Linked DNA regions of Mus musculus: all the other regions are linked to region 2. The links are chromatin loops, found by intact Hi-C in ENCODE. Cell type or tissue: gastrocnemius. All regions are shown on one strand. Region 1 overlaps Gm40140 (a long non-coding RNA gene). Region 2 holds the start of Pde5a (phosphodiesterase 5A, cGMP-specific). Region 3 has its middle 11 kb from the start of Gm43568. Region 4 overlaps 4933405D12Rik (RIKEN cDNA 4933405D12 gene).

What was found. A loop is a pair of places that touch in the nucleus more often than their neighbours do. Peaks named below come from ENCODE experiments on the same cell type or tissue, not always from the same donor. Only the 100,000 strongest peaks of a DNase experiment are listed, where the experiment ranks them.
Region 1: it touches region 2 in a loop (2.5-fold over the local background); 2 of 42 quality-filtered maps call a loop at or near these places.
Region 3: a loop joins it to region 2, with 2.8 times the contacts of the local background. A loop is called at or near these places in 13 of 42 quality-filtered maps.
Region 4: it touches region 2 in a loop (3-fold over the local background); 11 of 42 quality-filtered maps call a loop at or near these places.

What each region holds. Positions count from the first base shown.
Region 1 is chr3:122,658,188-122,666,187 of GRCm38, reverse strand. It overlaps Gm40140 (a long non-coding RNA gene), which reads left to right. Exons shown (of 5, transcript XR_867613.1): 3 at 948-966; 4 at 1,976-2,110; 5 at 3,686-3,968. Among named protein-coding and RNA genes, the nearest start is that of Gm40140, 22 kb to the left of the region's middle. In gastrocnemius, no CTCF peak of the experiment used is centred here; no DNase peak of the experiment used is centred here; H3K27ac peaks cover 549 bases.
Region 2 is chr3:122,726,204-122,734,203 of GRCm38, reverse strand. It overlaps Pde5a (phosphodiesterase 5A, cGMP-specific), which reads right to left and starts at 5,046. Exons shown (of 21, transcript NM_153422.2): 1 at 4,837-5,046. The coding sequence starts at 4,958. In gastrocnemius, CTCF peaks have their summits at 3,738 (motif pointing left) and 5,266; DNase peaks (open chromatin) are centred at 3,952 and 5,234; H3K4me3 peaks cover 2,981 bases; H3K27ac peaks cover 2,477 bases.
Region 3 is chr3:122,636,512-122,644,511 of GRCm38, reverse strand. No RefSeq gene overlaps it. Among named protein-coding and RNA genes, the nearest start is that of Gm43568, 11 kb to the right of the region's middle. In gastrocnemius, a CTCF peak has its summit at 5,673 (motif pointing right); DNase peaks (open chromatin) are centred at 4,696, 5,671 and 5,993; H3K27ac peaks cover 973 bases.
Region 4 is chr3:122,900,114-122,908,113 of GRCm38, reverse strand. All of the region lies in intron 3 of 4933405D12Rik (RIKEN cDNA 4933405D12 gene), which reads left to right. Among named protein-coding and RNA genes, the nearest start is that of Fabp2, 9.0 kb to the right of the region's middle. In gastrocnemius, a CTCF peak has its summit at 3,829 (motif pointing right); a DNase peak (open chromatin) is centred at 3,875.

The DNA.
Region 1 (8,000 bases), 68 kb after region 2:
TGTGTATGTGTGTGTAATAAAATATTATCATAAAATAATGAAATCCTATCACTTGTAAAAACATGTATGAATCTAAATGTCATTACATTAAGTGAAATAAGCCAGGCACAGAAAGAGAAGGCTTGGTTCCTATGTGGGATCAAAAAGGTACATTTTGTAGAAGTTGCGAGAAGAGTGGTTAGGTCTGTGGAGTGTCCTGAGCTATCGTTCTCGCCGGCAAGAACACACTCGGACAACCGGATTCTTCTGCAGCAAGCTTTATTGCTTCTTAAGGAGGGAAAACCCAGACCCCAGAAAATGGTGCTGCTTATATAGCCCTCAGCGTGGCGTTTCAGCACCTGATGTGGTGTGTCAGCTCCTGATTTGTTGCTCGCCCATCACCTCATTACTACGCCCTGAGATGGGCAGTGACTAGGTGTGAGTTCACTCTCGCACTTTCGCACAAGGCTTGTTTACTAGTTAGGCATAGCGAAAGCCAGCACCATCTTATAATGGCAATTGCTCGAGGCATGGCTCTCCACAGTGGAAAGTACGGGGGAGGGAGAGAGAAAACTGACCACTGAGTAATAACTACAGGAGTAAACATCAGAACACACAGCGAGGATACAGTAAAAACACACTCCTGAAAGAGGAACTTGAAAACTGATTCTGTAAAAGAGAAAGGAAGAAAGAGAGAAAGAAGGAAAGAAAGAAAGAAAGAAAGAAAGAAAGAAAGAAAGAAAGAAAGAAAGAAAGGGCAAGAGGGAGAAAGAGAAGGAAGGAAGGAAGGAAGGAAGGAAGGAAGGAAGGAAGGAAGGAAGGAAGGAAGGAAGGTGGGAAGGAAGGAAAGAAGTAGAAAAGTTGACTGTACACTTGCACTGGAGGTAACTTAAGGCGAGATGAAACTCTGGCTTCTTTTTTTCCCCCTCTGGCTTCTCATCTCAGTCTTTTTTTTTTTTCCCCTGTAGTTTGGCTGGGATCACAGAGGTAAGTTATCCTGAGATTCCTTGAATTCCAAAAGGAGCAAAACCTCTCAAGAATTGATCTCCTCCAAGATGAGAACAACTTTTCATTAAAGTGAGGATGTCCCTAGCATAGAAGTAATCATATTATAGAAGACTGGGTTCCTGGTTGATTACAATGATGAACAGATTTACTACTTAAAAGATGACCTTTAATGATCACTTTGAAAGCTGGGACAGAAACAATGATGATTCAGTGTTGGATGGAACCAAATTTTGACCATGACTGCCAAATTATGCACACCTCTTTGAATATAACCTCATGTCAGTACCCTGGATGTAGATTAAAGGTCACTGGACCACTTTATTTGTTCATCTTTCTAATGTGGCCACACTGAAAAACATCTCTGTTTTTCTACTTTTTGCTACTGCTTATCTGTTTAATTGACTTGTCAGGATGGGAGGCCAAGGAGACGAATCTGCTGGAGCCACTGGAGTCTAGGCTACATGCTAAAATCCTCGATGACACTGTGTGTTTGAGGAGATAAAAATGTTAATATTGATTTGAATATTAGTGTACATGTAGACATCACCTCATCCTCTAGAAATACGTAAAGTATTAATTTAAAGGAACAAGATAAAACATAAAAGCTTTTCCAAAAAATCTTGTATTTCCTTTAGGCAGAGATACATGATGGTGTTCACTGCTAATAATTCTTTTCATTCTATTTAGAAACCAGTAGTATCTATACTACCATTGTAATGTACTTAATTAGTTAAGCTCCTTCGTGTTCCTATTTATTTATGTTTAATTGCAACATATCCAGATTGCAATTTTTCACAGATTCTCACACGTGTATTGTAGGCTTAGATTTTCTTTTTAAAGCCTACTTTAATTAGAGTTCTTTAACACTTTCAACCTCCATTCTAGCCCACCCACTGAAGGTACAGAAGAAAGATAGTTAATAGGACAGAGAGGATTGTGGACCTGTTTAGAAGTAGTTCTCTGAGGTGATTTCAATCTTTGTTGTCAGGACAAACCAATAGCAAACACCAAACACAAATCAGTAGCAGTGTCTTGATCCAGCAGAAATCAAGAGGCTCCATGGAATCAATATGAGACAGTAGAAGCAGCAAGAAGCAGCCGGAATACCTCGAGAAGGTCATTGGTGAGTTTTGAAGGCCAGCAGCAATGCAAGAGCATCCTTTCACTCTGTGTGGTTCTACTTATACTCTCTAAACATTGCACACTCTATCAAGCAAAACATCACATACCATCTCACATGTCTGCTTCGGCAAAACATACTCTCATGTGTCTGTTTTAGCAAAACATCCTTTCACAAGGCAGCTTCCAGAAAAACATCATGTGACTCAACTGATTTAAAAAAAAAAACAGAAAATTCCACTTTAATGTATATTTGGGCATTCATTCTTAAGTACTTTGTTCTTTCCTGTTCAAATAACAATTTTTTTAAACATTCTGCAATCTGTAAGCAGATTCTCATACGTTCAAATGTTTAAATCTGTCCTTAGAACATAAGAAAACATCAACAAATAGCTCTGCTATAATTTTAGCACCAAAATACTTCAAACTATTTGTTGTGAAATTCCACAAAGAGCCCATCCATCCTAAATTACTCACTCTAAAAACATAAGCTAACAGAAAGGCCAGACAAACCATCTCTGAAACTCACCCAGTCCCAATATGCATTATCAAGTATCAGTTTCTACTCTAGACTCTTAAACCACACCAGAGAAATGTACTTGGGAGGCTTTCTGTTACATTTAGAAAATTCAGAATAGCTTTCCAGAGTTATAGTTGGAGTACATTTTGTTTTATTACTTTGGGGAATTAGTTGAGAAAAGGAAATAGGAATTTTCTGACCTTTTCCTACTATCAGCCAGCTCCCAAGAACATTGGGTTTTCTTGTCAAGTTTTCTGTTCTTTGTTTCACTGGTAGACACTGAAGGTGGACTAGAGTGTAGAAGGGTCAAAATAGACGAACTGCTCTTGTTACTTTGGTAACCAATGATTTTCTCCTTCCTCAAACTTTCCCCCTGTCATACAAAGCCACGACACACAGGACCAGTGATCATTACAAATTGTTTCTTCATAGCTTGGACCTTTAGAATATTAACTTTGTTCAATTTTAGATTCTGACCCTTAAAATAAACTGTATTAGCTTTTGTAGTCTTCAAATCAAAGTGTATGTCTCGGAGTTTTCATAAAGTTTCGTGCATTTTTCAAATCACTTCCCAGTAGTTTTGGATACCGTTGTGAGCATAAGTCTCCAGGTTTGTCTTGAGAAATTGGAAATTTTCACTCAGCCCACATTGCCACAGCCATTAATCAGTTTCAAAGAGAATCAGCCAGTCCTATTGGTAGAATATATGCTGTCCATGTTGTTACAGTGTCTTCTATTCCTTAATTCCTCCAAGTGCAAAGACATGTGGGTTGCCAGTGACAAGGGTAAAAAGTGAAAATTCACCGACTATAGATGTGTGAACAAAGAGAGTCAAAGATGTAGCAAACATGAGAGGAATGCAAAGCCAGTGAGGTCTTTAAAAGGCATATTGTAGACTAAGCTGACCAAAGAACAACACAGGGTTAGGAATGCAGATTTTACTTGCCAGCAATTATATTACTTGGAACTGGTCTTTTGTGAGAGAGATGGCTGCATTCTGGATGAAGGCTTCAGATTCCATCCGCCTCAATCACATAATGAATACTTCTCTCCTAACAGGTACCGGGACGGAATTTCCCAACTTCTTCAAGCCTGTCTCCAACTGTAACCTGTTCCTTAAGCTCGTGATCATGTTCCTGCTGTTTCATACCCACAGGCTGTCTTATCACAGAATCTCCCAGTGAAATGTAATTTCAGAAATTAATTGTATACTGAACCCCCTGGGAAACGATGAGGCACCTTTTAGGTCACTTGCTAAATGCCAGTCCCTGTTGTGGTACCCAGTTTGCATCACTGTTGGATAAAAATCCACCACATCTCCCTTCTCCCGACTTTCCAACAGAGCATCAGTTTTTGCTTGGACGATTTAACCTCTTCCAGAGGGCCATGTGTTTTCTTAATAAAATCATAGTAATCTCATTCTTCCTGCCAACAGTATGTGTAATGTATTTCTGATTAAGGAGTCATGGAAGGGAATCTACTGGGACCCTTGGGGAGGGGTTTTCAGAATTATAAACACAGAAAAAGAAGTGACTTTATACTGTGTTAGTTCAATTGTGATATAGGACAGTTTTCCTGCGGACAAACACCTACCCTGAAGAATGGATTGTTGAAAAGTAAAATGTCTGTCATTCTCCCATGATGCTGCTAAAAGAACTGAACTAAAAAGCACACAACACACACGCAAACACACACACACATACTCATACCCACATGCTTGCAAACATATGGCTAATGTAGATACAGAACCATCTAGGATTCACAAATGAAAGCATATGTCTTTCCAAATCTGGCTTACTTCACTTAATACGATGGTCTCCAGTTGCACTCATTTTCCAGCAAATGACATAATTTAATTCTTTATGGCTGAATAAAGCTCCATTGTGCATATATATCGCATTTTCTTCATTTACATTTTAGTAGGCATCTAGATTTTTGCATACTTTCAATAGGACTTCAATAAACATGGATATGTTTCCTTATAATTCTTTGGATATCTATCCAAAAAATAGCACATCTGTATCTCATGGCAGTTCTATTTCTAGTTTTTGGAATGATTTTCATAGTGGTTAGAGAAATTTATAGGCTCATCATGAGTGAACTCAAATTCTATTCCCCACCCCCCATATATTTGTCAGCATTTGTTGTTTCTTTTCTTATAAGAGCCATTCTGATTTGAATGAGTTGGAATTTGAATGTAGGTTTAGTCTGCATTTCTCTGCTGGCTAAGGATGTTAAAATTTTTCATGTGTTTATTCACTATCTGCATTTCATATCCTGAGAAGTGTCTGTTCATTTCATCATCCCATTTATTGCTTCAGTTGCTAGGCTTCTTGGTATTTAGTTGTGTGTGTTCTTTATATAGTAGATATCAATCCTTTTTCTGATACACAGCTATGAAAATTTTCCTCCCATCTGCATATTGTCTTTTGATCTAATTATTATGTCATTTGTTGCATAGAAACTCAGGAATGGAAGCAAGTAATAACTACAGCCAGCTTTGGCAGCTAGGAATTACAACAATGACCAGCATGGCACAGTAGTCCTAAGGGTACAATGGTGGCACTGTTGTCTTGGTGGTAGCCAGCTGCTGTCTGATTGGATGTAAGGTCAGCCCACTGAACAGAAGAGAGACCCAGCAAGCCAGGTGGCCTAGTGAAGTCTTGCGACTTAGAGAAGAACTACCCTCACTTTCCTCATCCAGCTTAATTCCTAACCACATTCTAAATATTTACCTTATGACCACAGGTAAGTGCAGCTCTCGCCCTTTGTCAAGGAAGCTTCTCTTTGCAGCAGTCAGCGACCATTACAGAAAACCACAAGTGGTCAGCATGCGGAGAACAAGTGGCCATGCTAACCGTAACACAAACATGTTATCCAACTGTGAGTACAGGCTTCCCAAGGAAAAGTGCCTTCTATTAATGGAAATTTTTAATACAGCATAAAATCTTTTCTCTTTACTTTAAGTAGGCAATAATAAATTTTCCTTTGCTGTAGATTTGTCCAAATAAAAAAAAAGAGATAAGAGCAAGAGATTGCTCTCAGAATTTACCTATAGCTCTGATATGCCCTCTAAAATTTAGGGAAAAAATCTTAGTTTAATTTTTTAAACTAAGTTAAACTTAAAATTTAATTTAATTAAATTTTAATTTTAGTATCTCCTTTAGACTCACAAATAGTTTTCAGAGCTATTTGTTTTTGTAAATTACTAATTTTATCATTTTTCTTTTTTAAGATTATTTTATTTTTCCATTACAGCAGGCTACACAATTGACTTAATAAAAAAAAAATTATTGCTGAAGGCTTTTTAGTTAATAAGCCACTTTGGAGATCGTCATGTTCCCTGTTGAGGGAAGAAATGCCAAGTTAACTTCAGCTGGATTTTCACTTTTGCTTTTCAGCTTGTATTGAAACATAACAAACATTAACAAACTAAACAAACAAACAAAAATACCCAAATACCTTTTCCCCAGACATTCTGCTTGGATAACATAGGGAGGGATGTCCTTGGGGGTGAGAAGGGGAGAGCAGAGGCAAACTTAAGGAACCAAAATGCCTTCAGGGGTCTCTAAGCAAACAAAACCAAACGGAATGCTAGAAAATAGAATATTTCCATAGCCAACAAACAAAATAGATACCTAAAACAAAAAGGAGCAAAAAGAAACAAAAGAACATGTACCAAAGAAAATCCGTAAACAGACAGCTCAGAATAAACCAGTGGACCCTTAGCTTGCCAAATCCTCCTGAGGAAATGATGTCAGGTGGCTAGCCAGCTCCTGTGGATCCATGCTTGCCTCTTGCTTCTCTCCAGGTTATTGCTCTGGTGAAAGGGGATCTTTCTCAGTGCTGCACTTTGGGCTCTTCATTGTTGACACAAAAGACGCAATTCTCATCTCAAAGGGGATAAGAGGTCATTTATTCTGAGTCACCATGGCGCAAGAACACAGACTTAGCTTTTGCCCATATTCATGTTCCAAAGTGGAAGAAGTTTCATGAAACTTTTATGATAACAGAACAAAGAAAATCATAAATCAAGACACTTTTCAAATATACTGGCAGGAACATTATGTAGACAGGTTAAAGCAAAGTGGCTCTGCTATAGGCCTCAGACTCTGTGTGATAACACCCTTAGCCCATTGATTGGTGGGGTCAAGTGTCTGCACTCCGAAAGATTTACCTTGGTGGTCACAAAGATGTCCATACACAGAGGAAGGAAATAAATGGCTCGTAAGAGGGCTAAAGATACCCCAAGATGGCTAGGTTCTGGACTTGGAACTGTCCACAGTCATGGAAGTCCTAATTAGTCAGCCAACCTTTCAGGAGTTCAAAGGAAAGTGCAGCTGCTTCCCAAGAACTTTCATCCACAGAAAAAACTGGGAATCAGTCACAACTAGGAGGCAGTTGCTTATTACATTTTCTCAAACTATAGTAACATAGAGTACGAATTATTAGTTGTCACATAGAGTCTGCATGGGAAAACCGTTTCTTTTGGACTTGTGGACGTCAACTGTTTCCTACAATCACATATCTTCCAGGTGATAGCAATGCTTTACTGCTAATCACCTCCTGACCTTTGCCTTTTGCTACATGCTTCAGTAATAATTTGTGGTGTCAGATATAAAAATGAGGCCATTCGATTAAAGTATGTTTAATACATGTAATGCTAAGGTTCATCAGAGATGAGTTGGCATGCATTTTGGTTTCTTTATCTACTAACATGAAAGTATCTTGTGCTCATTTCATCTTCTTGATAGGTTAGATTAGGTGTTATTTAAAAAGGATAGAAATTATAAAAATAGACTCTAAGGAAAATATACAAACAATAAAAATTAGCTCACTCTTTCTGGTTTTGCTTGTTTATAAAAAGGAAGCCTAATTGGATCTTAGAAACCATAGGGCAAGAATCCATGACCCCCCTCATTCTTATGTCTTTCATGCCTCCCAAGACAGCACTACAGGAATGACACTACCACCATTGATTTCTAGCTATAGATAGACCCTCTCCCCCACTGGCCAGATTATCTACAGATTTTGTGAGATGAAGCAACTTATGCCTTCTCCTTTCACTAGCTGGAAACTTATCAGGGTTGGGTCTCGTCCTGAGGGGACACTTCCCACTGTTCCAGTTCTCAGAAGAAGGCTCCTCCTTAATGGTAGTAATCCCTTTAACAGCCTCTCTTTCAGCATCCTTGCCTGTAACTTTAGGCTTCCTAAGGCTTGTTTTCTCTACAAACTATATACTTTGTGATTCTTTCTGCCCCATGTGGTTTTTTAGTTGTAGACATAAATAAAAGCTATCAAATAAAGACTGTAATATTAGAGTGTAAGCCAAACTAACCCTTTCCTACTTGAGTTAAAAGCATTAGGTTAAAAC
Region 2 (8,000 bases):
ACAAGTTAGCAAATAATATTATAGAGCTAAATATCAGAAGAGTAAGTCACGTGGAGAGGCTCTCTTCCCATGTGTGGTTCCTGTGTGTGCAGCCCCCAGGAGCTGACCCCTGGAGAGCCTGATGTGAAAGTTACTTCCAAGTGCAGTCATTGCTAGAGCAGCAGTCAGCCTTGACCCACATCTGTGCCTCTAAGCTAATGAATGTTACAGGAAGCCCTGCAAAGCCTGCGCACAGCCTTCAGAAATGAAGCATTGTCAGCTCTCTGTGACCAATCAACTCACTGACTTATTCCATTGCCCCACTTCTTATTAAGGATTTTTTCCATCCCTACATTCAGCTCTGAAAACAACAACAGAAGCCAACGTAACTTGAAACCCACAATTAAAGGTTTAATAATTTTATGTTTGGGATAGAAACAAATAAATACTATCGAGTTCTGTTTAGTCTTTCCTGTTACAAAAGAAATCATTCTGGAGCATTAGTAAAATGCCCAAGACAGCTTGAGCAAAGCTATAATTTGTGTCTCCAAATACAATGGAAGGGGTACATCTGAGTAAAGCAAACACATTGTCTGCCATTGATGTGGAGGGAGTGTGAAACTTTATACAGTTTTTTTAGTCTAAGTATCTTAAAAAGAAACAATGTAAGTGACTAGAGATCATCTATGATGATGGAATTATTTTAAAGGCAACTGTGGCTGAGCATGTACACGGTTCTCTGATGGGACCTAACTTGCCTACAGTGCTGGGGGGCTGTAGATACAATCTCTATAATTCCATGAAAAATAAATCGTGATACCTGAAGTATGCCAAACACCAGTGTTTCCAAATCTTAAAATACTGTGAACGTGATATAATAGAAACAGTAGTAGTTTCTATATAATTTTACAAGTTTATTGAGTTTTCATTATAACATGAAAATCGTTTTATTTCAAGAGAGCCATTTATGATTAATCCTGCATGAAATCTACACATTTCCTTACAAATCTTGATCACATAGTTCAGGCTCTAAGAAGGATCTAGAGCTCTGAAAACATCACAGAGAGGAGGGAACTGGGAAATGCTGTTGTTTGAAGAGCTTCTGTGGACCCTTCTAGGCAGGAAGAATTGAAGCCTAGCAGAATGCTTCCGGGAGGCTAGAAGGCAGCACAAACACAGGGACCACAAGAGAACACAAGAAAACTGGCCATTAGTGTATGAGACTTACTGCTCTCGATAGAGGAACTCACAGTTACAGACTGGGCCAGTGCTCCGAAGATTACATTATTCTTAATACAGGCCTTGCCTTTAAAAATATGCTTACTAAATTATTTGTTTGAACATTGTGAACATTTCTACTCCTATGTAATTATAGAAGCAGTAACCTTTTAGAATGGATAGCGATATTTATTTTAAGAATGGATAGCAATATTTATTTTACATCCTCCATCTAAATTTAACATATGTGCCTTACAAGTAAAAATGATACATCTTTTAGAAATGAAGAGGGAACCAGGCATAGTGGCCCATGCCCACAACACCAGCTTTTAAGTATTTAGAAATGAAGAGGGAGCCAGGCATAGTGGCCCATGCCCACAACACCAGCTTGTAAGTATTTGGAAAACTGAGGTTCATTAAACCTGGGCTACATAGTGAGTTCAAAATCACAGGACAACTTAATGAGACCTTATCTCAAAATAACAAATTTTTGAGTGCTGGGTATGATATAGCTCAATTGGCAGAGCCAGTGCCTTGCATACAGAAGGCCATAATTAATTCCCAGTACTGCACCAAAAGGAATAAACACAAAAAGCCAAGAAGAGAATGACAAAGAATCCCATATACAGGACCCAGAGACGTAACTAATTCAGCACAGCTTTGTGGTATGAAATATGTCACACTCCTGTGACAAAGACCTGTACAACTTCTGTTCCTGGACTTTGATCCAACCTGCCATAAAGCCTTTTAAGTCTCTTGTTTCCATTATATGCCAAATATTCTCAGGCTTTGGCCTGGCACAAAACAAAGCAATAAAACCCAACCACCTCACGCCTCCAAAACGAAATGACTTAAAACATCACCCACAATCATCAACCTGACCGGTAACTAATGAAAGGTAATGCTATTCAAATATGCTGTCAAGAATAACAACAGCTAATAAGTGGCTTCGGCACCAAGAAGGTCTTCGCTGTAAATGTCTGCATGTTAAAACCTCCAATTAATGCAGTCCTGGAGGAGTCTAAACTGCTTAGATTGGTGAGGGTGGAGATGTCCACTTGCAATTCACTAGGAAAACGATGTTAATTTTCATGCCAACAGATGATGTTATAACTTGTTCAACTTTCACACTCAAATTCATACAAATGGGCTGTGACGACTGAAAAGCTTCCGTTCATCCCTTTGTTCAATTCCACGCAGAAGGCCCTCAGCCTACATATTCCTAGATTGTTGTTCTTTATGTCAATAACTTTCTGAACTTTCTCCTTTTAAAAATATGAAGGCCTGAATTATTTTAAAGCATTTTACACTTTCATCTTCCAAATTGCACTCTTAACACACACACATACACATACACACACACACACACACGGACATGCACACAGCACACACATAATGTCCTAACTTGAAAAAGTCTTTTGGGGCCTCAGAATATCTAATTTTACAGTTAGCATTGTAATTGAGGCTTTAATTGTATTTTTATTTGTAATTTTAATTTCTACTTGAGAGGGGGAAAAATTAATAGTAAATGTATCAAAGGACTCTTTTTTACTTTCAACTACAATGTTGCTACTCTTTCAAGGTTTTTGGAAGGTTTAACAGTGCCCTAGCCTAGGACCACTCAAAAACCTCCAGTAAGCTATCCATAGTTTGTCTTTAAAGCGGAGAGGGTAAAACAAAGAACGGGTCATTTTTGCTGTATTTTTAGCTTTCAACTGTTAACAACAGCCCATCTAAAGAACATCTCCAAAGCATACTTTAAAACTCAGCCCTGCTCTCTGGCCCCTCCCCATTTTCTGTGCTCTAATTCAAAGGGAGCAGAGGATGGGAGTGTACAGTGAAAGGACACGGGAGACAGAAGGTCTCAAGAGTAACTAGTGACCCCTGGAAACTGGTGGTTCCCAGCAAGATAATTCTAGGTCGAGATGGTCTGTCTTGGTGCTTCGGCTCAAACTTCCTGTAATGTTTTAAAAAGAAACCGCTCTACTTTCTGTGTTATCATCCGATCCCTCTATGCTCAGAATTTGATGGGGAAAGGCTTAATAATGGGGGTGGGAGGTGAAAGGAGGGCTGGGTACTTAGAGTATATCTGGGCTGGAGAGAGCGCTCAGCCATGAAAGGCTAGACTCACAAGCAAAACGCCAAAACTGTCCAGAAGAGGCTCCGTGAGAAAAGAGAGAAAACTGACCCCCATGTAGTATCTCCGTGAAAAAGCAAGGTGAGACAAAGTCATACTGCCCGTCTATCGGGCGGCTTCATCTCCCGCAGGTGTGAGGGGTGCCCCCGCCAGCCGCTAACCCCCGCAGCCCTTCCCCAGACAAAGTGGCCAGCGGGATGTTGAAGGAAGTACCTCGTTTTGTCTCCAAAGGGCAACATAGCAAAGGTGGGGCGCTCGTTTGCGAACTCCTCGGATGGTGGACTCGGGAGACTCTGGGGGCCGACGGAGTTCCGTGAGTGCCCGACCGGCTCCCCTACTGCCCCCGCCGCCTCTTCGCTGCGGGTCGCCGGCTGCGGACCCCGCGTTGCGTCGCCCCCTGGCGGGCAGCGCCCGGCCGAGTGGCGGCCGCGCTCGGGCGAGTCCCCACCGGCTCGTCCACCATCCCCGCCCGGCGAGAGTCGCCCTCCCGGCTCGGGCGGCCAGCACCAGCTGCTCGACGGCCGTTGCCCCAAGGCGCCGGTGGCGGGGCTCCAGCCCCTTCTCCAAAGCAGAGCTGGTTAGTTCAGCCCAGATCGGCGCGCCGGAGGCAAGCGCGCGCGCGGGCTTCACGGCGACTCCTCGAGCTTCGGGGGACCCGCCCGCCACGCACTCCGCTCCACCCTCTCGTCCCTCCGCTCCACTCTCAAGTCTGCGCGAGCCCCGACTGCCCGTGCAGCAGTCGGATCCTAAAGGACAGGCTCCCTTCTCCACGCCCTCCGCAGCGGCCTCCCGGCGTTTGGCTCGAGACCAGGAAGAACTGGCCTCTGGGGTGCTCCGGGTCCCCGGGTCCCCGAGTCCGCCCGGGCCGCCTCCCTCCCGCCCTTTGTGTGCGCGCCGCAAAGCTCCGCGAAAATCCTCCTTGCGGCGACGCAGCCAGAAGAGGGATGACCAGAGGACTATTGGGGGACCAAAGGCGACAGTCCTCACTGGGGGCGACCCGGGCAAGCTGCGGCACCCAGGCTTCCCGGTGGCCTGGTCCAGACCCCCCCGGCTTCCCCGCCCCTCCAGGGTCAGAGCAAGCCGGGCAGGGGAGGAGCACGACCACAGGGACGCGCCCGCAGTGGTGCTTCCGGAGCCGCTGGGAAGGGGCTCTGGCTTGTTTTGGTTTTTGCTAAGCGGGTTTGGGAGGGAAACCGGGAGAGTAGAGGGGAGGGGAGAAGGCCCGGGAGAGTAATCTTGCTCCAGGGCCGGGTGTACGCTTTTGTTTTTAACTTCGTGGGCAAGTCCTTTCTAATCCGACGCCTCGCTTCTCAACTGTGCTCCCTTTAAGTAGAGGACTCCAGTCCGTACTGGGACCGAGAAGCTACTTCCGAAGCAAAGGGCCTGGGAACGGGGATTGTTTAATGTTGGATCGAGGGGAAAATTCAATGGTGGGGGAGAGAGATCAGCCTCAGGTCACGCTTCATGTCCCTGGCTGTGTCCTTTGTGGCTCCTCTTCTTACCTGGTGGCCTTTCTAATAAAGTAAGAGAAGGTAAAGTCCCGGTGATCATCCAGCCACGCTTCCACCCAGTCCGGGTCCCGCTGCTGCTGCGACCGCACGGAGTTGGGGCCCGCTCGTTCCATGGTGCTTGCCGCGCGTCTCTGCGGCTCGGAGGTGCCGGATTTCCACCTCTCTCTCTCAGAGGAGCAGGACAGTGTTCGAGACCCTCCCCTTTTGCCTTTATTCGTCCCTGCAGTGTCTCAGCGAAGCCACAGAGACGCGGGCCGGCCCCGGAGCTCGCTCAGCCCCGCCCCTCCAGGTCCCCGAGGTTCCCAGGTGGCGGGCGTCCTCCTTGGGGTCCCGCGGAAACCGGCTTTCTGCATCTGCCTCGGCGCTGACTGGCGAGCCCTCCGGAAGCCAAGTGGCCAAGGCTAGAAGGACTCCAGACCGCCGCTGGGGTGCGCTGTGGGCCGAGTCAGCTTCCCTCTATGCGCAAAGGTGACAGTGGGTGGATTTGCAATTCCCAACCAACCAACTCTAGGACAGAAAGATCACAGTGAGGACTCATCTACAGTCCAGAAGGCAAGAGGCAGGAGCTTCACTAGAAAGTGTGGGAAAAAGTTAACGTGATTGTTTTTCTTCGTTCTTAGTAGTACAGGGACAGCCCCACCTCACTTTTCTCCTTAAGCAACTCTTGGTGGAGAGGACCCAGAACCTATCTCCCTCACAGCAGCCCTCCCAGTGACTCCGGAAAGCACTCCAACCCTACAAGCTAGGGAGAGACATGAGGAAGAAACCGCTATGACAAACCTGCAGGTACGGGACACAGTGGCTTCCATCAAAACCACATCCGAGCTTAAGGCTAACATCAGTTGTAATCATTGATTCATACACCAAAGACCCTCCTTATGGAAGCGCAAGATTCGGTTAGACATAGGACATAAAAATGACAACCACCTGTCCTTGGCCTGTGAATTTTGAAGCTAAGACTACCTCTACACGATTCTGCTGACTTACGAACCCTAACACTAGCTACCCATGTACAACTGGGAACACCCAGTTAGCCTGATTTAAAATGAACTCATTTGTATTTAACTGGCATCGATACCTCAGAAATAGTATTGCCTTACATTGCTTATTGCTGTGATAAAATTCCATGACCAAAGCAACACATGATAAATTATATTAGATTTTAAAATGACAGTTCTCTCCTGATATGTTACTATGACATTAAATATGCTTAGCGAATAGGGAGTTTCCCCTTGTTGGTGAACCCCACCCCCACCCCATATCTACACATTCCTCCTACCAGGAAGTCACCTGATTTAAAACTGAACTCTGGGATAATAGCTAGAAATTGGGCCTTAACTGTTTGTGCCCGCTCCCTCCAAAGTTCATATTGACACTTCATTCTGGCTGAGTGGTTAAGAGTTCTTCCTTCGGGGGCTGGTGAGATGGCTCAGTGGGTAAGAGCACCCGACTGCTCTTCCGAAGGTCAGGAGTTCAAATCCCAGCAACCACATGGTGGCTCACAACCATCCATAACAAGATCTGACTCCCTCTTCTGGAGTGTCTGAGGACAGCTACAGTGTACTTACATATAATAAATAAATAAATATAAAAAAAAAAAAAAAAGAGTTCTTCCTTCACCCGACCCCCCCCCCAAGCTCCCAGGGACTAAACCACCAACCAAGGAGTACATATGAAGGGACCCATGGCTCCAGCCTCATATGTAGCAGAGGATGGCCTTGTCGGACATCAACGGAAGAAGAGGAGGCCCTTGGTCCTGTAGGCTAGGGCGAGTAGGCAGAAGTGGGTGGGTTGGGGAACAGCCTCATAGATGCAGGAGGAGGGGGAATGGGATAGGGGGCTTCGGGGGCAGGGGGTGACAATATTTGAAATGCAAATAAAGAAAATATCCAATAAAAAGAGTCCTTCCTTCTATTCCATAAGTTGGGGTTCAGTTCCAAAGCTGTCTTTGCTGGTTAAGTCATTTCTTCCCTCTCTTCTCTGCTATCTCCACTTCTACCTCCAGACCTGTGGCCAACAGCCAGCTTTGCCTGATAAATCTCTCCTCCTCTGTCCCACCAGTCTCGCCATATCCACACCCACAGGGCTAGTGCAGGACAAGGTTCCAATACCACCTTTGCTCGTTCTAGTCCAATCAAAGAATTCATGCGCCAGCTAAGTCACCCAGCCACTGCACCGGCCCAGTCTAAGACAGGACAAATTCTTACCTCAAACACAACCAAAGAAAGAAGGTCACACTCACAAGTCACATTACAAGCACAATATAAACAGCCAAGATGCTATGTGTCCCTTCGAACACAGTAGTCCTATAGAAATGTTTTCTACTAAGAATTACTTCGATGAACCTCAGAACACAACATTTAAAAGAACAATCATAAACTTTATCAAAGAATTCAAGAAAATTAAAGAAGACACAGGCGCCACATTGAACTTTGAGATAACAATAAATGCCTGAGTGACATTCAAGAAAATAGCAATATATACCTGAAAGAAATTACAAAGACAATTTAGGGTTTGAAATCAGGATTAAATAAGGAGATAGCAATATTGAAGAGAATTCCTGCTAAAGTGTAAACACAATGGAAAAAACTCAATAACCTGACTAAAGAACTCAAGAGACAGCCTTACAAACAGAATAGATTGAAGATTAGACAAAGCAATCAAAGATGGTGGAAAAAATTTCAAGTACAGAAAATGAATATGCAGAAAGTGTATAACACTAACACCATGGTAAGAGTAATTCCTTGAATTTTCATGTATAGATTAGAAAGATCATAGAAGAAAACTTTCCCATATAGAAACATCCATACAGATACAAGAAGCACACAGAACATTACATTGAAAAGACTACAAAAAAAACCCCACATCACATTATAAATAAAATGCTAAATATGCAGCACAAAAAAGATTATTGAAAACTACAAGAGAGGAAAGAAAAAAACACAAGTCACATGTAAAGAGAAAGTCACCAGAAAAGCAGCTTAATTCTCAATGGGAACTTTAAAATCCAGAAGAGTGTGGATCAATGAAATCCTAATTCTAAGAATCCTTGACTGCCAACATAGACTACTATACCCAGCAAAACTATTTGCAAGTATGGAAGAAGGAAAAAAAAAAACTGTCTTTGATACAAACAGCTTTTTAAAAATTCATGT
Region 3 (8,000 bases), 90 kb after region 2:
TTATCTTTTTTGATAACTTTTGGTTGAAAGTTGATTTTATTTGATATTAGAATGGCTACTCCAGTTTGTTTCTTGGGATCATTTGCTTGGAAAATTGTTTTCCAACCTTTTACTCTGACGTGGTATCTGTCTTTGTCACTGAGATGCATTTCCTGTATGCAGAAAAATGCTGTGTCCTGTTTACATATCCAGTCTGTTAATCTTTGTCTATTAGGGGAATTAAGTCCATTGATGTTAAGAGATATTAAGGAATAGTGATTGTTACATCCAGTTATTTTGCTGTTAGAGGTGGAATTATGTTTGTGTGGCTATCTTCTTTTGGGTTTGTTGCAAGATTACTTTCTTGCTTTTTCTAGAGTGTAGTTTCCCTCCTTGTGTTGGTGTTTTCCATCTGTTATCCTTTGTAGGGCTGGATTAGTGTTCTCTTAGGGTCTGTATGACATCTGCCCAGGATCTTCTAGGTTTCATAGTCTCTGGTGAGAAGTCTGGTGTAATTCTGCCTTCATGTGTTACTTGACCTTTTTCCCTTACTGCTTTTAATATCCTTCCTTTGTTTAGTGCATTTGGTGTTTTGATAATTATGTAACGGGAATAATTTCTTTTCTAGTCCAGTCTATTTGGAGTTCTGTAGGCTTCTTGTATGTTCATGGGCATCTCTTCCTTTAGGTTAGGGAAGTTTTCTTCTATAATTTTGTTGAAGATGTTTACTGGCCCTTTAAGTTGGGAATATTTGCTCTCTTCTATGCCTATTACCCTTAGATTTCATCTTCTCATTGTGTTGTGGGTTTCCTGGATGTTTTGGGCTAGGAGCTTTTTGCCTTTTGTATTTTCTTTGACTGTTGTGTCAATGTTTCCTATGGTATCTTCTGCCCCTGAGATTCTCTCTTCTATCTCTTGTATTCTGTTGGTGATGCTTGCATCTATGACTCCTGATCTCTTTCCTAGGTTTTCTAACTCCAGGGTTGTCTCCCTTTGTGATTTCTTTATTGTTTCTATTTCCATTTTTAGATCCTGGATGGTTTTGTTTATTTCCTTTGCCTGTTTGCTAGTGTTTTCCTGTAACTCTTTAAGGGATTTTTGTGTTTCCTCTTTAAGAGCTTCTACCTGTTTACCTGTATTCTCCTGTATTTCTTTAAGGGAGTTATATATGTCCTTCTTAAAGTCCTCTATCATCATCATGAGATGTGATTTTAAATCAGAGTCTTGCTTTTCTGGTGTGATTGTATATCCAGGACTTGCTATGGTGGAAGAACTGGGTTTTGATGATGCCAAGTAACCCTGGTTTCTGTTGTTTATGTTCTTGTGCTTGCTTCCCACCATCTGATTAACTCTAGTGCTACCTGCCCCTGCTGTATCTATCTAGAGCCTGTTCTTCTACTGATCCTGGTTGTGTCAGAACTCCTCAGAGTTCAGACATCTCGGTGACCTTGTGATCCTGTGATCCTGTGATCCTGGGTATGTCAGAGCTCCTGGGAGTCCAGCTGCCTCTGTGACCCTGAGTTCCTGGTGTGACTAAGATCCTATGACTCTGTGATCCTGGGCATGTTAGAGTACCTGGGAGTGGAGCTTCATCTGGGTATTGTGGGACTGGCTGTGGAGTTTGTGTCCAAGACCTGCTCAGGGCACTGGCCCAGACGAGGAGCCTAACTTCTGTCTTTGTCACTGTTCTACTGCTGTGACACTGTGACAAGACACCATAACCATAGCAACTTTTATAAACATAAGCATTTAATTGGGGCTTGCTTTCAGTCCATTCTCATAATGGCAGGGAGCAGGGTAGCATGCCTGCAGACAATGGGAGGTGAGAGTTCTACATCTGGATATAAAGGCAGCAGGAAAAGCGAGACCAGGCCTTGCTCGAATTTTTGAAAACCCAAAGCACAACCCCAGTGACACACTTCCTCCAACAAGGCCACACCTCCTAATCCCTCTCAAGTAGTGCCACTGTCTAATGACCAAGCATTCAAGTATATGAGGCTATGGGGAGCCATCACTATTCAAATCACCACAAAGTCTTTCACTTGCTTAATTAGAGCTACCTCAAGATATGTTTGAGGCTATTGTGAAAGGTGTTATTTCCCTGATTTCCCCCTTCATCTGTCATCTCTATAGAGAAAACATATTTATTAGTTCAGTGACCTGTTACTTTGTTGAAAGTCTTCACCAGTTGTATAAGTTTCCTAGTGCAGTTTTTAGGATCCTTGCTGTATATGCTCATATCATCTGCACATAAAGATACTTTGACTTCCTCATTTCCTATTTCTATCCCTTTGATGCCTTTCAGTTGTCTTATTGCTCTAGCTAAGACTTCAAGTATCATACTGAATAGGTATGAAGACAGCACTGTCTTGTTCCTGACTTTAGTGAAATTGATTTCAGTGGACTCTCCACTTAGATTGAAGTAGGCTGTGAGCTTGCTAGACATCAGCTTTGTTATGCTCAGATCTGTGTCTCATTTCCCTAATCTCACTGGGTCTTTTATGATGAAGAAGTGTTAGATTTTGTCAAAAGCCTTTTTTGCACATAATAAGATAATCATATGGGTTTTTTCTTTTAGTCTGTTTATGTGGTAGATCATATTTTCAGTTTATGCATATTGAATAATATCCCCATATCTCTGGGATAAAGCCTACTTGGTCGCTCTGGATGATCTTTTCGATGTGTTCTTGTATATTGTTTGCAAATATTTTATTGAAAATCCTTGCTTATATGCTCATAAGGGAAATTGCTCTTTAATTCTCCTTCTTTGTTGGGTCTTTGTGTGGTGGTTTGGGTATCAGGGAAACTATAGTTCTGTAAAAAGAACTGGGCAATGTTTTTATTTTGTGGAATAATTTGAGGAGTGTCTAATGTAAATTCTCTTTTGAAAATCTGATAGAATTCTGTGCTGAATCCTTGGCCATCCCTTGGTGGCCCTACGACACAGTGGGTTACTGAACAAGCCTGTCCAAGCTGCAAGTGGAAGAACTGGGATCCAGCAGGCAGGTGACACGCATGCCCAGGCCACCACATTGTGGTACGGAAACCCGGTAGGCATAAGAACAGGTATGGCCAGACCTCTACATAGCAGTGTTGGAACTGGCAGATGCAGGACCAGGCACATCCATGCTGCCACCATGCAGCCTTGAGACACAACATGCATGCAAACATGTGAGCCCAGACTTCCATGTGCCAGCACTGGGACATGGCAGGTGTGGAAACAGGCGTGCCCAGGCAACAACTAACTCATGCCACTGGGACTAGGCAGACAAGTTAATAGGTGTTTCTAGGCCACCATGTGGATGGACTGGGATACAGTAAGAACGGTGTGTGCCCATGCCTCCACATGGTAGTGTTGGCACAGGATAGGCATGAGGACAAGTTAGCCCATCAACCACATGACAGAACTTGGAAATGGCACGTTTGTGAGCAAGTGAGCCAGACCACTGTGCAACCACTCTGTAATACCAACTGCATTTGAACAAGAGCCTGCGCTGCCACATAGGAGTGCTGGGACATGGAAAATGGGTGAGCAGAGGAGTTCATATGGATGGTTCTGTGCCACAACATGCATGTAAATAGGCATGCCTTCACCACCAAGTGGTAGTGCTAAAACACCACAGGTGTGAAAACAGTCATGCGTGTACAGCCATAGAGGCACCGGGACCCTGCAGGCATGCATACACGTGTTTCTATGCTGCCGTGTGGTGCTGCTGGGATATCATGTGGGTGCGCATGACAGGGGTGCACCACACGTGTCTCAGGCAACCCCATAGTGGTCCTATGACTTGGCCGGCTTAAGATCAGGAACGCTGAGGGCCCAGCACTGGAACAAAGCAGGGGTGTGAACAGGGATGCCCAGTCCAGTACTTTGTGGCACTGGGACACAGCTCTTGGGTGAGAAGGCAAGCCTGTGTCACCATGGGACAGCCCTGGATGACAGCACATTTGTGATCCAGAGTGGTGGTTTGAATAGGTGTGGCCCCATAGACTCTTATATTTGAAAGCTTGGCCCATGCTGAGTGGTACTATTAGGAGGTGTGGTCTTGTTTGAATGGGTGTGGCCTTGGAGTAGGTGTGGCCATGTTGATGGAAGAGTGTCACTGTGGGGGCAGGGCAGGCTTTGAGGTTTCCTAGACTCAAGCTCCACCCAGTGTGAAACAGTCTCTTCTGCTGCCTGAGAATCAAGGTGTAGAACTCCTGGCTCCTTCTGCACCATGCCTGCCTGGACACAGCCATGCTCCTGCCATGATGATAATAGACTGAACCTCTGAACCTGTAAGCCAGCCCCAATTAAATTTTATACTTTATAAGAGTTGCCTTGACCCGGGCGGTGGTGGCGCACGCCTTTAATCCCAGCACTTGGGAGGCAGAGGCAGGCAGATCTCTGTGGTCTACAGAGTGAGTTCCAGGACAGCCAGGGCTAAAAGAGAAACCCTGTCTCGAAAAAACAAACAAACAAAAAGAGTTGCCTTGGTTGTTGTGTCTGTTCACAACAATGAAACTCAAACTATGACAACAAATGAGCACAGGCTATATAACATGTTGGTCCGGCTAAGAACACATGTATGAACAAGCATGCACAGGCAAAAATGTAGTGGTACTGGGACATGGCATGTTTGCTACAGTCACTTGGCAGCCCCAGGGCATAGCAAATGAACAGGGCTGCCCAGGCTGTGACCTGGCACCACTGAAACGTGGCAAACATGCAGCAGGTACACCTGGGCTGCCACATGGCAGCTCGGTGTCCTGGCAGGCATTTGACAGGTTTGCCCAGGCCACTGCATGGTAGCAATGAAACACAACAGGCATGCAAACAGGCATAGTTAGGCCATCACAGGGCAGAGAAGGGACAGGGCAGGAATACACACAGATTGGGGAGCACTAGAACACAGCTGGAGTATAACAGGTGAGCATATCCCCCATGTGGCAACGCTAAAACATGGCCGCTCGTGAACACAAGATCCTGTGCCACCGCAGGGCAGCACTGAGATCTGGCTCCCGTGAGAACAGGTGAGTCCAGAACACGGCACGACACTACTGGGATGTGGTACACATTTGAACTCCAGTGGCTATTCTGCCACGGGGTGGTGCTGGGACTTGGCAGATGTGTACATAAGGAATTCTTCAACATGGTGGCACGGGGAAACAGCATGCATCCCAACAGGCATTATACTAAGACATGGCATGTGTGACAACAGGCATGCCTAGACCACCCCTTAGTGACCCTAGGACACAGCAGGCAGGCAAGTAGGCTACCCAGGTCACCATGTTGTAGCAATGGGACACAGCAGTCATGCAACATGCTTGCCCAGGGCATCACACTGGTGGCCTAGTAACACAGCAGACATGCAAACACAGCAGGCTATGAAGTGGCAGTGCTGGGACATAGCGGGCTTGCAGCCAGGCATTCCCACACCACCAAGTTGTGGCACAAAGATATAGTAGGTCTTAGTACAGATATACCAAAGCCCCCACATGTTGGCCCTGGGACTCAGCATGCATACAAACGAATGGCAGCATAAGAACACAGAGCGCATGTGAACAGGTGTGCCCAGACAGCCTAGTGGAACACAACACTAGAACACAGCAGGCATTCAAACCTGCATGCCCGGGTTTTGAGACATAGCCAAGTATGTAAACGAACATGTACAGACCACCAGGTGGCAGCACTGAGACACACCAGACATGTGAACAGGTAAACACAGGCCACCAGGTGGCAGCACTGGAACACAACAAACAAGTGACCAGGAATGCCCAGGCCATCACTTGGAGATTCTGGGTCCGTGGAAAGAGTGTCAATAGATGAGCTTGCTACCACGTAGAGGTGCTAGGAGGCAACTTGCAGGTGAACCTGATCCCCTACTTTGCAGTCCTGGAACAGAACATGGTTGTCAAATGCACTGCAACACAGCAGAACTGGTAGGTGAGATTCACGAATGTTTGGGCTTGCCCAGACTTTCACAGGACTGAGACTTGACAGGCTTGTGGACAAAGGTGCCTGTGCCAACACATGGTGTTGCTGGAACACTGCAGACTCCGGAACAAGTATACTCATGACGACCCCTGGTGGCACTGGGAAATGGTATGTGTCCCAACAGGTGACCCTAGGTTGACAATTGGAAGTTTGGGGACACAGCGTAATTAAGAACCGGAGTGACAGGCGGGTGAAATGGCTCAGTGGGTAAGAGCACCCGACTGCTCTTCCGAAGGTCCGGAGTTCAAATCCCAGCAACCACATGGTGGCTCACAACCATCCATAATGAGATCTGACTCCCTCTCTTCTGCAGTGTCTGAAGACAGCTACAGTGTACTTACATATAAATAAATAAATCTTAAAAAAAAAAAAAAAAAAGAACCGGATTGACGACCCCATTACTTGGTGACTCCTGGACAAGGCAGGTGTGTGAAAGTCTATTCTTGCGGTGTCCTGTGGCTGTCCCAGGGCATGGCATGTGTGCAGACAGGCCAGTCTAAACCACTCTTGTGTCCGTGCTAGAACCTGGCCGGTGTGTGAACAGCATGTACAACCCACTAAATGGCAGCACCGGGACACGGAGCATGTGCAAGCAGATGTGGTTAGGCCATCAGGTGGTGGCATGCAGGGAACATGGCAAACATGCAAACAGGCATGCACACAGTACTCCTGGAACATGGAAGGTGTAAAATCAGGTATACCCAGGTCACCAACTTGCAGCACAGGGACATGGCAGACATGAGAACAAGGGAACCCAAGCCATCACAATGCTAGAACACAGTTGTTGTGCAAACAGGAGAAGCTGTGTACTGAGAACTGAAGCGTCAAACTCTGATCCCGTCTGGTTATCACAAAGAATAACTTCACCTCTAAGCTAAGATGTATGGAACTGTCTGGAAAGTCTAAAATTCTTTTTATTTTCCTTAGAGGAATTTAAAGAAATTATTTTGTTTGAAGTGTTTGTAGATTATGCTGTCTTAGACATTACACTGCAGGGCTAATTACTGTCCTCAGAGATGGGATTAATATGCCTTTGTGACTGACCTGGCTCAAGTCCTTGAAGATGTTATCATCTAGATTGGGAAATTCCAGTGTACTGACGTATTCAAAAATAGACACAGATTTGGAAGGCCATACCCAAGACTCTCAAGAAACAGGAAACACATTAGCCTACATTGAAGGAAATTAAGTTATAAAGTTCAGAAATAATTTTAGGGTATGATACCTCTTGTTTTAAAGTCAGATAATTTGGCTTTTAATTTTAGTATTTATTGTGACAGGTGTGTACCATGGCACATCTGTGGAAGCCCAAAGACAACTTGTGGGAGCCGGTTCTCTCCTTCCACCTGCTGGCACCAGAGAGTGAACTTAAGTTCATGGCTTGGCAGCAAGCACCTTTAATTCCCTGAGCCATGTCACCTGCCCACAGCTAGGCATTTGCAACTACAAATACCGAGCCAGCAAAAGATGACTCAGCAGCTAAAGATGCCTGCTACCATGCCTGATAGCCTAACTCCAACTCCTAACTCCAACAGTTGTCCTTGGAATTGCATGTTGTGACATGCATATGCCACACAACACACACAATAAATTAATAAACACCCTAATTAATTAATAGAAATTTAAACTGTGGATCTTACTATTAAATGTGTGGAAACAGGATTCATGTTTGGCTGACGACCATCCTTTCCTACCGTGAGGAGAGGGGAGTAGCCCATAGGGCGCCCAGACATATTTACATGCAAAATACTCATACACACAAATTAGTTAATTTTAAAAAGTAACATGGACAGTGATAGGGAACACACCTGATGTCAACCTCTGGACCCAACATCAGCATATATGTGTTCACATAGACTCATATGTGTATGCATGTGTATTCCTGACAGCCACTCAGCAGCTCACAACTCACAGCTAGCTATAACTCCAGTTCCAGGGGATCTGACACCCTCTTCTGGCCTTGACAGACACATACATGGTGAAGAAACAGACATGTAGGCAGAACATCTGTATACACAAATTAATATATATATGGTAGATATAT
Region 4 (8,000 bases), 170 kb before region 2:
CTCTGTTGGGAGCCATTTTGCTTGCTTCTGTGAAAGTCTGCCTTTTAGGCAGGGTCAAGGCAGGTCAGGTCTGTTGGCAGATTTCCTGGCCTGCTGAGGCATGGACTGATAAAAGGAGATACACTTGAGGCTCAGGTACTGTGGTGTATAAAAAGACTAGGCAAAATAAACTTGGGGCTGCTTCAGTATTTACTGTCAGCCCCCCCCCCCCCATCTATCCCTTGTCTCTTCTTTCTGCCTTTCCTATCTTTAGCCCTTATTCCCCTCTCAGGTCCTGTTAGACTTGTGCCGGCAGACTCCAGCACAATCTTCTCTAGAAGACTGAGTCCTACTTAGGTTTCTATTGCTGTGTTAAAGGCCATGGACAGGGAAGAGTTTATTTGGCTTATGATTCCTGAGTCACACAGTCCATTGAGGGAAACCAAGACAGGAAGCTAGAGACAGGAAGTGAAGGAGAAGCTGCTTAGTGGCTTGCTCCTCTTGGCTTGTTCAGACTGCTTTGTTGGTATCATCAGGACCACATGCTCAGGGGTGGTGCTACAGTAAGCTGACCCCCGCACCCCAACATACATATGTCATCATTCAAGAAAATGCTTGCTTCCATTGACATGCACAGGGCTTATACGTATTGTCATAATCACGACAAGCTCATATGTACAGCTGCCTAGTTGTATTCTGTTCCCTTGTATTCATTCATTGGCCTCTGGTTCTCATAGTTTCCCACACTCTCTTCAGCAATGATCCGTGCACCTTGGGAAGAGAGGGTAGAGGTAGAGCATAGACAATTCATTTGGCGCAAAGCATCCAGTGCGCCCTTGTTCTCTGCACCTTGGCCAGCTTGCTCGTCGCTATTACTGCATACTTTTCAGATGGGGGTTGAGAGATGCGTTAATCTGTGTCTCCTTGCCATGTGGGCGGTAGAGCTGTTTGGTTTTGAGACAAGGTTGGAGAAGTGAAATGGCAGAGAGCAGGTGACATTGGAACAATAAAAGTAAGGGAATGAGCTATTCTCAGTCTGTTCTGTGTGACATCGGTTAGAGGGTTATGGTGTAAGAGCTCAGGGTTTGGAGTCATGGGCTCATGGCAATTTTAGAATTATGCTTGAGTTATGCTGGGTGAGGTTCTCTATAAAATATGAATAGCTCAATTAGTTCAGCTTTGCAAGATGGGAGTTGTAGAGGTATGTAGTAGGAAGAGTTGTAAGAAGCAAACAAGGCTCTTCATTTCATTTCATTTCATTTCATTTCATTTCATTTCTTTCTTTTTTTTTTTAAGTATTTTATCTTTTGTCATGGATCAGAACAAATCCCAGCAAGGTAAAGAAGGTGCACACCAAGCCCCATCTCTACCTGAGGAGTTGTTGGCTCCTAGAAGAGGGTAAATTGTTTTTTTTTTTTTTTAAAGAACATTACCACTGGTAGATAAACTGTATACTAGTGGAAAGCCACACACCCAAGACATCGATAGCACAAATTGGACTCTGTGTTTTCTTTCTTGTTTTCGTTTTATTTTTTCTAGACAGGCTTGTTCTGTATAGCGCTTGCCATTCTGGAACTTCCTTTGTAGAGCAGGCTGGCCTTGAACTCAGAGAGTGAGCTGTCTGCCTCTGCCTCTCGAGTACTGGGATTAAAGGTATGTGATACCAATGTTTGGCTTATTTTTGTTTTTAAGAGGATACAGAGTTAGATAGCTGTAGAAGAGGGGTTGGGTCTGGGAGAAGATGGGTAGGGTTGAATATGGCCAAAAGTAATTGTACAAAATTTTCAAAGAACTAATAAAGGAAAAAGATTCTCAGGCCATAGTTGGGAAAAAAAAAATAAACAAAACCCAAAGAAGTAAAAAAAAAAAAAAAAAAATCCAGGCACAATAGGACTGATGCATGTATGAATTTACATATTATGGCAGCATACACAAGACTTCCATAAGTCGAGTGTTCCCAGCACTGAAAGGAGGACTGGCCATGGGGTCCCACCCATGAGTGAGAGGGAAATGTATACTCACCCTCAAAGGGAAAATCGGTTTTCTCTAATGGAGTGTTACTGGTTACATTAGTCACACGCCAAGGCAGGCTTCATGCCTAGGAGTAGTTGGCCAACATAAAACAAACTTCGTGTGTGTGTGTGTGTGTGGTGTGTCTGTGTGTGTGCATGTGTGTCTGTGTCTTTATGTGAGGTACGTGGTGTGGTGTGTGTGGGGTGTGTGTGTGTGTTTACTTTTTGTTTTGTTTCACATTTAAAAAGTATTTTTACTGATCTTTTGCTTGTTCGGATTTTTGGTTTTGTGGTTTTAGGGGAATGGAACGGTTCAGTAGGTTTTGGTTTTTTTCTTTCTTGTTGTTTGAAAGAAAAGTTAGGTAGATAAGTGAGGAGAATCTGGGAAGAGCTGAGAGAGGACAAAAACATGATCAGACTATGTTGTATGAAAAACGTAACTGGAATAAAAGAGGGGAAAAGCTCTGTTCTGGAGCACACGAGGACACACACTTACCTGGTCGGAGTGTGAGAGGGGCTGTGCTCACTCATTCTTCCTGCTCAGAGAACTGGTTAAAGAGATGTGTCACATTTATTTCCTTCGACATCTTTTTAAAAAAATACTATTGTTACGTTATCTAGAAGTGAAGCAAACGGGTGACATCAATCGTGTGCTCCTTTATCTGCATGAGGGCTGCTCTAAGGTCAGGAAGAGGGCTGTTCTTTAGCTCTCAAGGACTTGGAAAGTGGGTGTGTGTGTGGGTGTGTGTGTGTGTGTGTGTGTCTGTGTGTGTGTGTCTGTGTGTGTGTGTGTGTCTGTGTGTGTGTGTGTGTGTGTGTGTGTGTGTGTGTGTGTATGTGGTCTCTGTGTTTGTGTGTGTGGTCTGTGGGTGTGTGTGGGTGTGTCTGTGGGTGTGGGTGTGTATGTGTGTGTGTCTGTGTGTCTGTGTGTCTGTGTGTCTGTGTGTCTGTGTGGTCTCTGTGTGTGTGTCTGTGTGTGTGTGGTCTCTGTCTGTGTGTCTGTGTGTGTGTGTGGTCTGTGTGTGGGTGTGTGTGGGTGTGTGTGTGTCTGTGTGTGTATGTGGGTGTGGGTGGGTGTGTATCTGTGTGGGATGTGTGTGTGTGTGTGGTGTGTGTGTGTGTGTGTAAATTGTTTGGACACAAAACTTGAGGATGTGGCCTTGAAACTGGGCTGACCCTTGGGGAGAACTCGGGCCTTTCCGTTCCGATTTCTACTAATCATCCACCTTCCCACAGTCCTAACTACTGAATACCAAATTAAAACTTAAGTTCTGTCTTTAATTCTTAGTAATCTGGATTACAGACTGGGGGAGGGAGGGGCTTCTATAACCGTGCATGCTAATGGACTCCTCAGTGGGGACAGGTGAGCTGAGACCCCCTCTGCAACAGTTCCTTATCATCACTGCTGACTGCTCCACGTCTCCTGATCTTTCTCGTTCACTCTTCCATCCCATTCAATTCTCCAATAAACTCAATTGCACCAGTATTCTGAATGTTGGCCTCTGGGCTCAAGCAAAGCAGAGGTACACAACCCTGTGTGTTAGCAAACGTGGTGTCACTACCCACTTTCAAAAGATGGCAATGCTACTTCAGGTGTTCTCATTCAGAACTGAGATAACCCTACATAAAGTGTTAATGCTGTTTCTGTTTAGTGAATGAGAACAGTTTTAGGGAATTGCTCCTGCAGTAAGGAAAACGAGCCTTCGTGTTAGTTTTGCTCATACAGAAGCTGGAGCCACATAATCATTCAATACCATTTTAAACTTTAGGACATGGTATAGCTAGCTATCTCTGCAGCAGCCACTGAGACACAAATGGAAAGCGACCGTGTCCTTGTCCAGTAGAGGGCACTCCTGTACTGTAACCAAAGCAAATCTCAACGGAAGGTAAAGCCCCATCTCCTGAGGGAAGCATCTGTCCTGCCTCCCCTCCCAGTCCTCACAAAGCCCCTCTAGCTCCCGCTCTGTATCAGGCAAGTACCTTACCTACACATTTGGGTTTGAAGTGCCCATGAATGCCTTGCTGGCGTTGTCTAGTTATTCTTTTGAAAATACTTTTTTTATACTTATGAACAGTCCGCTCTTAGGGATAGGACTGGTGAAGTTTGCAGGGCCTGTATAAATACACAGGGAGCTGACAGCATCGCTCAGTGGGTAGATGCGTGCTGAACAAACATGTGGTCCTGAGTTATGATCCCTAACATCCACATAAAACCTGGACATGGTGGTGCACCTCTGGAACCCCAATACTGAGAAGGCAGTAGATATAGGAGCAGGGGTCCCCATAGTTTTCCCACCTGCCAATCACTGATTGGCGAGCTCCAGGTTCAGCTGGAGAACCTGTCCCCTCAAATACGGTGAAGTTTGAAAAGATACCCAATATCAACTTGGGGCCTCCATATATACCCAGGCACACATGTGTACACGGACTCCCACATTCCATCATAAACATGTACTCACAAAGACACACACACACAAACACAACCAAAAGAAGGAAGACAAAATACAATGACTCTGTGTAATTGAGAATCTTAAAAAAGTAACAACGAGGCCTTTAAACAAACATAGGGTCTTTTTGAGCAAAGCATGATGTTAGTCCATGAACCAGCCATATTTAACAAGATAGGTGATATTTCCCCCCTCCCACTCCATGTTCTCTATCATCCCAGCAATCTCTCCCCCATGGCATACTCCCAAATGGCTGCTGAAGAAAGGGAGACTTACTGTTTCTCAGACACCATATTATATGTACTATATTGCATAAAGTGTATATTACATTATGAAAGGAGCTTAGAAATCCAGTCTAATTACTCAATTTAAAGATGCCTGAACTACATTCCAGAGAGATGAAGTGAAGCTCACCCTAGTTATGCTTAAGTCTGGACCAGATCGAAGAGGTCTCATCTGCCAGGGTGAGGCTCACTCACACAGGCCCATGGAAAAGGGATGCAAGGTTGGTTCAATATTCGAAAATTCATTAACATAATCTACTATATAAACAAACTCAAAGAAAAAAATCACATGATCATCTCCTTAGATGCAGAAAAAGCATTTGTGTTTAAGCATTTGCCTTTCTTACTCTCCTCTCTAGCCCTCCTTCTCTCTCTCCCTTCCCCCTCTCTCCCTCTTTCTACCTTCTCTCTTTCTCTCTGCCTTTCTGCAATAAAGCTCTAAAACTATTTTTTAAAAAAAGAAAAGAAAAGAAAAGAAAAAGCATTTGACAAAATACAACACCCCTTCATGTTAAAAGTATGGAGAGATCAGGAATTCCAGACCCAATCCTAAACATAATAAAAGCAATTTACTGAAAACCAACAAACAGCCAATATCAAATTAAATGAAAACATACTTGAAGCAATCCCACTGAAATCAGGGACAAGACAAGGATGCCCACTCTCCTAATATCTATTCAGTATAGTATTCGAATTGTTAGCTAGAACCGTAAGACAACAAAAAGAGATCAAGGGGATACAAATTGGCAAAGAAGAAATAAAGGTATCACTATTTGCAGATGATACAATAGTATACAAAATCGACCCCAAAAATTCTACCAGAGAACTTCTCCAACTGATAAACAACTTCAGCAAAGTGGCCAGATATAAAATTAACTCAAACAAATCAGTGGCCTTTCTCAACTCATAGAATAAACAGGCTGAGTAAGTAATTAGGGAAACAACTCCCTTCATAATAGCCACAAAGAGTATAAAATACCCTGGGGTAACTCTAACCAAACAAGTGAAAGATCTGAATGACAATAACTTCAAGTCTCTCAAGAAAGAAATCGAAGATCTCAGAAAATGGAGAGATCTCCGATGCTCATGGATTGACAGAATTAACATAGTAAAAATGGCCATCCTACCAAAAGCAATCTATAGATTCAATGCAATCCCCATTAAAATCCCAACTCAATTCTCCAAAGACATGGAAAGAACAATTCTCAAATTCATCTGGAAAAAAAAAAAAACGGAATAGCGAAAACAATTCTTAACAATAACAGAATGGCTTGCTGAAACACCATCCCTGACCTCAAGCTTGACTACAGAGCAATAGTGATAAAAACCGCATAGTATTGGTACAGAGACAGACACAGTGATCAATGAAGTAGAATTGAAGGCCTAGAAATTAAACCAGACACTTACAGACACTTGATCTTTGACAAAGAAGCCAAACATATACAACGGAAAAAAAGAAAAAAGAAAAGAAAAAGAAAGCATCTTCAATAAATGGTGCTGGTCTAACTGCCTGTATATAGAGAAATGAAAATAGACCCATATTTGCCACTTTGCACAAAGCTCAAATCCAAGTGGACCAAGGACCTCAACATAAAACCAGATACACTGAATCTAATAGAAGAGAAAGTGGGAAAGAGCCTTGAACTCATTGGCACAGGGGGAAATTTCCTAAACAGAACTTCAATGGCTCATGCTCTAAGATCCAGAATTGATAAATGGGACCTCATGGAACTGGAAAGCTTCTGTAAGGCAAAGGACATAGTCAATAGGACAAATCAGCAACCTACAGATTGGGAAAAAAACTTCACTAACCCCACATCCAATAGAATGTTAATATCCAAAATATATAAAGAACTCAAGAAGCTAACCACCCCCCAAAAAACAAACAAACAAACAATCCAATCAAAGAATGGGGTGTAGAACTAAACTAAGAATTCACAACAGAGGAATCTCAAATGGCCGAGAAGCACCTAAAGAAATGTTCAAAGTCCTTAGTGATCAGAAAAAATGCAAATCGAAACAACCCTGAGACTCCACCCTACACCAATCAGAATGGCTAAGATCAAAACCTCAGGGAACAACTCATGTTGGTGAGGATGTGAAGAAAGAGGAACACTCCTCCATTGCTGGTGGGATGGCAAACTGGTACAACCACTCTGGAAATCAATCTTGAGGCTTCTCAGAAAATTGGAACTGGATCTAACTGAGGACCCAGCTATACCACTCTTGGGAGTATACCCAAAAGATGCCCCACCATGACACAGGGGCACATGTTCCACTATGTTCATAGCAGCCTTATTCATGATAGCCAGCTTATTGTGAAGCTGGAAACAACCCAGATGTCCCACGAGAGAAGAATTGATACAGAAAATGTGGTTCATTTATACAATGGTGCTATTCAACTATTAAGAATAAGGACATCCTGAGTTTTGCAGGCAAATGGGTGGAACTAGAAAATACCATTCTGAGTGAGGTACTCAGACCCAAAAGGACATGCATGGTATGTACTCACTAATACGTGGATATTAGCCAAAAAGAAAAACAAAAAGTACAGAATACCCAAGATACAGTCCACAGAACTCAAAAATGTCAACAAGCTGAAGGGCCCAAGTGAGGATGTTTAGTCCTACTTGGGAGGAAGAAGAAAGCAACCACAAGGAGAAGAGAGAGAGGGATCTGGGATGGAAAGGGGACAAGGGATGAGATGCCAGGTAGGTGGGGATGGGGGGGAGGGAGGGGAACAAGATCTGGTGTTGGGATGGGGAAAAGGACTGAAGCCCTGAGGACCAGCAGAAAGAATGGAAACAGGCAACCTTGGGAGGTAGAAGATTGGAGGGACCCTCCAGAATGTTCCAGAGACCTGGGAGGTGAGAGACTCTCAGGACTCAAAGGGTGGGATCCTAGATGAAATCCCCCTACAGTAGGGAGAGCAAAGTTGTAGAGCCCACCTCCAGCAGAAAAGTGAAGGGTGGGGTTGCTATCCCACAGTCAAAACTCTGACCCATAATTGTTCCTGTCTGAAAGAAGTGCAGGTATGGAAATGGAGAGGAGCCTGAGGAAAAGAAGGTCCAGTGACAGGCTCAAAGTAGGATCCAGATCAAGGGGAGGCCCCAAGCCCTGACACTATTACTGAGGCTATGAAGCACTCACAAAAAGGAACCTATCATGACTGCTCTCCGAAAGACCCAACAAGCAGCTGAAAGAGTCAAATGCAGATATTTGCACCCAACCAATGGACAGAAGCTGCTGACCCCTGTGGTTGAATTAGAGAAAGGAGC